Linked DNA regions of Homo sapiens: regions 1 and 3 are each linked to region 2. The links are chromatin contacts, found by Hi-C or POLR2A ChIA-PET in ENCODE. All regions are on one chromosome and are shown on one strand. The core of a region is the stretch at or near the end of the contact, and the rest is flanking DNA. Distances in the headings are between cores, read along the strand shown. Region 1 overlaps CHST3 (carbohydrate sulfotransferase 3). Region 2 holds the start of P4HA1 (prolyl 4-hydroxylase subunit alpha 1). Region 3 holds the start of SPOCK2 (SPARC (osteonectin), cwcv and kazal like domains proteoglycan 2).

Region 1 (2,763 bases), core at 170-2,669, 1.1 Mb before region 2:
TGCCCTAGAAAGGCCATTTCTGCTCAATCTTACTGCCCCACCTCTACTTCCAACTTGCAAAGATCTCTTGAAACCCTGCCTCCTGTTGTGGGAGCTAGTTTTCTTTTCTTTTTTTTCCTTTTCATTACACAGTTTCATTTTGACATAACAGTAGATTCACACGCAATTTTAATAAATTGTACAGAGAGGTCTCATGAATCTGTTACCCACTTCCCCCTATGGTAACATTCTGTGAAAGCCTAGCCTAATGTCACAATCAGAATGTTGACTTCATACAGAATCCCCTGTGGTGCCCTTTTATAACTACACTCACTTCCCTCCTGCCCCCACCCCTTCCTTGACCCTTGGCAATACTAGTCTGTTCTCCATTCTTACAGTTTTGTCATTTCAGGAATGTTCTATAAATGGAATTATGCAGTGTGTAACCTTTTGTGATTGGCTGTTTTCACTCAGCACAGTTCCCTGGAAATTCATCCAAGTTATTGTATGTGTATCAGTGTTGTTTTTTTTTACTAAGTAGGTAAAACAAGGGACACAGACCTGTTCTCCTGGCATCCCTCCCTGGTTAGCAAGAGATTCAGCAGGCCGCTGCCACTCTGGCCTTGCTGATAGCTAGTGTGTGTGCAGGCAGCAGCTCCCGCTGTCTGTAAGAGCGCCAGGGTAGTGAAGTTGGGTGCTCTAAAAGTAGTGGCTCTCCATCTTTGCTGATTCTAGGTTAGAATCACCTAAGGAGCTTTAAGTAATCTTGATGCCCAGGCCACACCAATGCAATCTGAATCTGGAGGTGGCACCCAGGCCTCAGTGATTTGTAAACTTCTCTGGATGATTCTTATGCTGTCAGAGTTGAAAACCAGTCCTCTAAAACAGCCGCAGCAGATTCACAATAGCTGTGCCATCCTCCACCCATGATAGATGTCACAGAGCAATCGCAGCACTCGTATTTTCAAATACGGCGCTCCAGGCAGCCCCTTCCCATCTGTCAGCTTTGGCCCGGGGTGGAAATTGACTTGCCCTCTTAGCTGAGAAACCGTTTGGCCATGGCCATGTCCAGGTGTGCCCAGGCCCGAGGCCTGACATGTTAGGTGAGTGTCCCTGTAAGTAATGCTGGAAAGGTGGGCCCTTGACCGATAGGAATAGTTGCAGCAGGCAGAGATCGCCTGGGGCTGGTTCTATAAGATAAACCCGAAGTGGATCAGCCAGTGTCCCTCCCCTGCAGCCCAGCATGGGGAGAGATGTACCCAAGAAATACCAACCAACAGTGCCATTGGCATAGACGGGCTCTGGCTGACATTTGTTCAGACCAGCAATAATGCCCAGCCTGTGTGCAATCTTCCCAATTTTCGGAGCTCACACAGCTTCCTTGATGCTCACAACAACCCTGTGGGGCCAGCCTAAGCTCAGAGAAGTTAAATTCCTCACCCAACGTCAGCAGAGAGTAAGTGGGAGAGCTGGGACCCACTCCAAGTCTGTCCGAGTTCAGGGCCATCTGTCCAACGCTCAGAGCAGTTAGACAATTGACCTCTGTTTCCACTGGCAGACCGAGTGTAGATGGGCTCCTCTGTGGCCATAGATCAGTCAGAGGATAGCAGCAGACACATGCGGACCAAGCCTCCTGCTGCCCAAGACCCCTGTGGCCCCTCTCTCCCTAACCGCTGCTTCTCCTACAGATCTAGTGCAGAGATGTTGGACAGAACACAAGAGGTTGAAGTCAGGGCGGGAGCAGGAAAAAAAAAAAGAATAAGAAGAAAAGAGGCTGGAGTTCCTCCTTTCATCACAGGAATAAAACCCCTTCCTGCTGTCAATGGGACCATTAAGTGGGAGTTTGAGGAAGCTCCAGAGGATTCAAATTCTGTTGCCACTGTATAGAAACAGAGGAGACCGACGCAGTGACTCACATCTGTAATCCCAGCACTTTGGGAGGCTGAGGCGGGCAGATCACTTGAGGTCAGGAGTTCAAGACCAGCCTGGTCCGCATGGTGAAACCCTGTCTGTACTAAAAATACAAAAAAATTAGCTGGGCGTGGTGGTGCCTAACTGTAATCCCAACTACTCGGGAGGCTGAGGCAGGAGAATGGCTTGAACCCGGGAGGCGGAGGTTGCGTTGAGCCAAGATTGTGCCACTGCACTCCACCCTGGGTAACAAGAGTGAGACTGTCTCAAAAAAAAAAAAAAAAAAAGACAGAGGAAATAGAAGTAGGGTTGGAAGAAAACAGGGAGCAGAAGAAATTCTCCTCTCTGTCCTGTCCCTTACTTGATCATTCTCCAGGATCAGAAAGCCTCCTTAGAAGGTCAGGAAGGAGGATAGAGCAAGAATTAGGGATCCTAGACTTATGCATGGAGAGTTTTTCTCTACCCGGTTATCTCAGAAATCCTGTAATGGAGCCGTCTTTCCAGAGGTGCAGAACAAAATGGGAAGCTGTGGCCATTGTGTAGCCATTGAAGGCTAGCCCATGGTCCCCTCACAGCTTCCATGGGCTTCTCCCGAGCATGTGCACGTATGATGCACCCATTGCATGTATACGTACATGCACACATTTCTGGTCAAAAGGTTGATGATTGATAAAACTGACAAAAGCTCCAAACCCCACAAATGAGCACAGCGTTTTGTAATAATGAGCATGACCAAAATGGGAAAAAATAGGGCACATGAGGGATGAGGGAAGAAAAAGGACTCCAGGGCCCAGAAGATTCCTAGGCTTCCTTAGCCACCTCCTCCTAAAGTAGGGGTAATAAGTACATGGCACATGTGCCAGCCCTTCCCCT
Region 2 (2,700 bases), core at 172-2,671:
TATTTTAGGAAAAGACTAGCCTCATTCATAAGCTACGTCTAAACCTAAAAGGGGAAATACGTTTCTAACCAGAACTTTAAAAAAAAAAAAAAAAAAGAGTAAAAAATTGATGAAAGAACGCTGCTGCCACGTCTTTGCCCCTCCCCCCTTCACGTAGTGGCTATTTCATCCCCTCCGAGTGCATTCCAAGCGAAAGTCCGAGAACCACTGCTCTCGGAGAAACCAGAAACAGTTAAGTGGAAATTGGCAAGTCTCTTTGGCCTTTTAGATCAATTCCTAAAAGAGGATCTAGCTGCTTCTTCAACCCTTTCTTAAAGAAAACAGTGCAAAATTCCAAGAGTCTTCACTCTATCCGGAACGCGTAAGATGTTAGTGTCTAAACATTGAATTTGTATGTAACAGAGTCGATTATTTAGGAGAAAGAGTCTCACAGTTATCATACCATCCTTCCTCCCCATTGAAACATACATCCGGGGGCCAGCCATGTAATCCAACTCAAAATCCTCACACAACCATGGAATTTGTTGGACTGATGTGGACTTTTAAAAGCTGCAAATTCTCGGCAGAGAGAGACAGAGAGACAGAGATTGAGAGAAGAGCTCTTGTCTCTTTTTAAAAAAAGTTATGGGGAAGAAGAGGGAAGGAAGCTTCCCTGACGACGAGGTGACCTGAGAGCCTACTTCCTCGGCGCTACGAGCAGAAAGCTCGGCGCCCCGGGCTACGTCTGGCAGCTAATGCTGCACCGCTGCGCGCAACAGATGAGTTCAGCCGGAACTTTCTGGGGAGGTCCCCCCAGCTCCCGGCGACTTTCGATAGGGCAAAAATGCCTGGCGCGCTGCGGATCCAGCTCCAAGCCTTAAAATCCGCTCTCCACCGCCACATGCGAACCATCTGCGGCTGTGGCGGCCAAAAGCCCACGCCCCGCGCTTGCGTTCCCCTTAGCCTCGTTAGGGAGGACCAGGTGCAGGGGAACTTGGAAAAAAAAAAAAGCAACAGAGTGATTCCTCCCCGGGAAGGAAAATTCAAGAAAGTCCTGGTCCCTAGGGCGGGGACTGAGGCTGCAGCAGCCCCAGCGGTCCGAGGCGCACTAGGGACAGAGGTGGGAAGGGGGGCACGAAGGAGCGCGGGCGCCGGGAGTCGCGTGGCGCAGGGAGAGGGGCCGAGTCTCCCGAGGGGAAGGAACCGAGGCTGCTGTGGTAACCTGGGGAACCCCCGCCCCAGAAGTACCACCACAGCGGGAAGGAATGGATCGCCGCAGCCGTCCGAGAAGGTCCACGGCTGCCCAGTGGCCTCAGTCTCCGGGATCGAGGGAGCGTCTCACCTGGAAAGTGGGACGAGAGGGCGGCGCGCTCTTCAGCCCCCAGTCGCCTCCACTCGGAGCGGCTACTTCCTACCCTCAGCCCGCTGGCGGCGCGACTGGGCAGCAGAGGGAGCCCGTTAGCCCTTTTATAACCTCTAGGCCGCGATGGCAGCGCCAGGGAGGAGGCGACTGCAGCCCTCGCTACGTGAGCTCGATCACACCAGCGCCCCGGCGACTGCGCAGGCGCCAAGCCCGTGCCTCCCTGCTGCCCCCACCCGTGGCCGGCCCGTGGAGTCTGAGGCCGAGAGGAGTGGCTGGGACCGGCCGCCGTGGTGTGGGTAAGCGGGAGTGGGATGTAACGCGCCTGCGCAGGGTTCTCGCCCCGCCACCGTTACCGTGGTTACCACGGGGTTTCCCCCGCTCCTGTTCAGTTTGCCTCCTTGATTTCAGGGTCCGCGTCAGGCCTAAGCGACGAGGCCGCCGGCAATAAAGTATCTTAAAAATGAGAAGAGGAACGTGGGAGTGTAGAAAATAAAGCAGAATTTTTCTAGGGTGGAAAATAATAGAGATTCAGTCTTGGTATCTCAGCTGTCTTGTTCCTCTCACATCTCAGCACTCATTTTATACTAATCGTGCTCTATCTCCTACCTTTATACCTTATCAGTAGATAATAGACTAAGAGCTCCAGGGTCAGGTTATCTCAATTCAAATCCTGCCTCAATCCTGTGTGTAACACTAGGCATTAACAACCTCTCCGTATCCGTTTACTCATCTGTAAAATAGAAATGACGGTACTACCCATCTTGTAAGATTCTTGTGAGAATAAAATGAGATAATGTATGTAAAGCACTTAACACATGCCTCACACACAGAAATGACTTAGTAAATATTAGATTCTCCAGTAACATTAATTTATATAAGGCACCCAATGTTGCGTTTGATCTTAGTCTAACATTTGCCTTAGTTATAAAGTAACCCCAAACCAAGGGTTTCTTTATATCTCCCTGTACTATGAGGGAGAATACAATGAAGAAGATAATTTTTTCCTTGTCAGTTAAAGAGAAAAATGAGTTGCTAAGACTTGTTATTCATTAAGAATTGTGGTTTCTAAAGTTTTCCATGTATGCTAAAAAGTATAGCAATAATTAACATTTGACTTACGCAGGAGGTGAGTGATTATATAGCTACAGAAAGAGAGAGAGGGTACTCTGGGAGCACTAGGCAACTAAAAAGTAGATATAATGATGTCTAAATCAATGGTTCTGAAAGCGTAGTCAGGGAATCCATAAGGTCAAAATTATTTTCATACTAAGACTTTATTTTCATACTAAGACTTACTGCCTTTTTCACTCTAATAACAATACAGTGAGGTCTTCCAGAGACTACATGCCTGTGATACA
Region 3 (2,700 bases), core at 57-2,556, 1.0 Mb before region 2:
CCCCTCTGATCCACAGGTGCCGGTAAACAAAAGTGCCGCAGCTACCCCCCCGCCCCCACCCCGCGGAGTTCGGCCCAAGGTTACGCCGGGGTTCGGGCGGCGCCCGCCGGGGGCCCCCAAACCCAGCTTCTGGACTCTCCCCGGCTTCTCAAGCCCACCGGGCCGGGAGCCTTCCTCTGGCTCCGAGCTGCTCCCCTCGCTCCAGGCTGGATTCCCCCCTGAAATGTTGGTCCGGGAAAACCAGCCTGGGTCCTCGCGCGCCCTTCTGCACGGGGACCCCAGCCCACCCCCGTACGGACACGCCTTCCACCATCTCGCCTAGAAGGCTGCTGGGACCCCAGACCCAGAGCCCCGGTCACACTCCCGTCCCATGCTGTCCCCCTCCCGCAAAGCCCACGGTGGGAACAGAGGGCACCGCGCGAGCCGATGCCACCCTCACTGCCGGCCCCACCCAGACCTGCCGGTGCTGCAGTGCCCCGTATGTGCAGCCTGCAGCATCCCAGCGGCTGGGGCAGGCCCGGGGGCGGCTCGCACAACGCAGCTGGGGACCGGGTCGGGGTCCAGCGGCAGCCGGGGTCCGGGTCCCCCCGGCCCCGCACCCCTTCCCACTCCCGGCCCGCAGGGGAGACCCCGGAGCGCGCGACCCCGGAGCGTCGGGCAGGTGTGGAGCTGGGGGTCCCGGGGCTGGGGGGTCCCAGGGCCGCCGGCCCGGGCCGCAGGGACAGGGGAGGGGCGCTGGGCTGTGACCCCCAGTACTGTTTACTTTCCGTGTAATTAGCCGGCCAGGCTGCGGAGCCTCGGGCTGCGACGTGCGGCGGCCGCTCCCGCAGACCCCGGAGCTCAATCCCCGAACCCGCAACCCCGGGTCTCTGCCTTGGCAGCCCTGCGGACTCACGTCTCGGAAGCGGTTCCAGTGCTTGATCTTGCCGCTGTACTGCGAGATGGACGACAGCCATTGCTCGTCCTCCATGAAATTGCCGGGGGTCTCGCCCTCCTTGAGCCCCTTGGCGTCGCCTTCGGCCAGGGCTGCCGCGGCCAGGAGCAGCAGCGGCAGCACCAGCCGCCCGCAGCCCGGGGCGCGCATCGTGGTCTGGGTTCGACCTGGGGGGGTCTTGACTTCTGCAGTATTTTAATGTCCTTCCTCCCACCCCGCTGCTGGCGAAGCGCACGCGGCTGTCCTCAGCTCTCCTCCCGCGGTCTGCCTCCGGTGACTGGCGGAGAGTGGGTCGCGGCTGAAATGTGACCTGGTTAGGAGATGCACTTGTCTGAAAAAGCCCAGCACTGGACGCGGAGAGGGAGAGAGAATCAGAGAGGCTGCGCCAGCAGGGGCTGTAACTGTAGCATCAGCATCACGTTTGACATCATCATACCTGGTTTAAAAAAAAAAAAAAAAAAGGAGTGGGTAGATTTCAAAGCGAAGCGCTCCCTCGATGAGAGCGCCAAACGCCAGCCAGCCGCAGCGGGGCCCAGCCCCGCCTGGCACACAGGGAGTTGCAGACCAAGAAATCCAGAATCCCGAAATGTCCCTGAGCTCCCTCAAAGGATGGAGAGCAAGAAGGGCCCCAGGATCTCCCCGGGGAAGATGGGATGGGGGAGAGGGCACAAAACTCTCCGGTTACAAAGCCAGCCAGGCTCAGGTGTCGGAAAGGGAATTTGGCCAGACACTGTTTTTCTCCCCTTGCCTCCCACCCAGAGGGGCCTGCGCCACAGCCCTGACAGCTGGCTTCCTGCGAGTTATGGCTCTACCGTAATGGGTGGCTTCGTTAAGACAAAAGCCGTATAACAACTGGCTGCTCAGAACCATTGCTCCCCAGCGGCACCGCGTTGCGCAAGGCAAGGCCTGAGCACTGAGTGGCTGGTGAAACAGAGGCAGATGTCCTCCTCCCCAGGCAGCTGTTTAGGGGCTGTCACCCGTTTTGTCAGCTCTTCCCAGGACAACCCTAAAAGGCAAATGTCTGACCATTTCATCTGCCTTGGAGGCTGCAAATTTGGAAAAGGCATATTTGCTTATGGTTTTTTGACTTCAAGTTAGTTTGAATAAGCCACTGGGGAAGCCGGGGAGTGGGGGGCTGGGGTGGGGTGCTGGTTTTGTTTGAGGTGTTTCGGGTTTTGTTGAAACTGCGACCCTCCTTATTGGCTGTAGATTTAAATGTTGACATACCAGCGGGGAAGGCTGGAGGCTGGCCACAGTCCCAAGAGCACAGCAGAAATGGGGACAGGTTTACATTACAAATACATTAAAGAGGAAACATCATCTGATGGGACAAAACCTAGTGAACTTTTGGGACCCAAGCCCTAGATTGTGTTTTTATAAAAAGACTTAGCTGCTGTGATCTAAAAATAAAATAAAAATTTAAAATGCTTTAAAAAACATAATCTTAATCAGTAGGAAAAAACATAGCTTACAAGGTTCCTTGTCACCCTGAATCTGGCCTATCTGGGAACTCTGAATGCCTCAGTGGCTCAGGCCGGAGTCTCGTTGGGAAAACAGAAAACAATAGCTCCCTTTCCATGTTTTCTTGTTTCCTTTGCTGTTGGATTTAGTGGTGGTGCTGCAGTGAGGCCCTGGCCATTGACGTCTTCATCTCACAGTAATAAAGCATTCTTCCTGGGTGTGTCCTGGCGCTGTACAGTGAGAGAGCACGGCTTGCTGTCGTGGAGACTAGAGGACAGAATCCCACTTACTGGCTGGATTCTTGA

The links. Hi-C counts contacts between places; a loop is a spot of excess contacts on that map. ChIA-PET counts read pairs that join two places held with the same protein, here RNA polymerase II (POLR2A). Pooled maps may share reads with other maps.
Region 1: a loop to region 2 is called in a pooled map, with 2.2 times the contacts of the local background. The contact joins the enhancer-like site here to the promoter of P4HA1 in region 2. A Hi-C loop is called at or near these places in 1 of 50 pooled maps. POLR2A ChIA-PET finds 5 or more read pairs at or near these places in 2 of 52 experiments (K562 and MCF 10A).
Region 3: a pooled map shows a loop between it and region 2 (3-fold over the local background). The contact joins the promoter of SPOCK2 here to the promoter of P4HA1 in region 2. A Hi-C loop is called at or near these places in 4 of 50 pooled maps. POLR2A ChIA-PET finds 5 or more read pairs at or near these places in 7 of 52 experiments (CD4-positive, alpha-beta memory T cell, PC-9, Panc1 and 4 more).

The regions. Positions count from the first base shown.
Region 1 is chr10:71,985,557-71,988,319 of GRCh38, forward strand. The region is part of intron 1 of CHST3 (carbohydrate sulfotransferase 3); the gene reads left to right. Among named protein-coding and RNA genes, the nearest start is that of CHST3, 23 kb to the left of the region's middle. Within about 2 kb of position 1,420, at least 21 of the 41 ENCODE cell types and tissues checked have a DNase peak (open chromatin) inside an H3K27ac peak, as active enhancers do.
Region 2 is chr10:73,095,445-73,098,144 of GRCh38, forward strand. P4HA1 (prolyl 4-hydroxylase subunit alpha 1) reads right to left here and starts at 1,422. Exons shown (of 15, transcript NM_001017962.3): 1 at 1,322-1,422. RefSeq lists enhancers at 803-1,558, 1,803-1,872 and a silencer at 1,443-1,772.
Region 3 is chr10:72,087,245-72,089,944 of GRCh38, forward strand. It overlaps SPOCK2 (SPARC (osteonectin), cwcv and kazal like domains proteoglycan 2), which reads right to left and starts at 1,307. Exons shown (of 11, transcript NM_001244950.2): 1 at 896-1,307. The coding sequence starts at 1,084.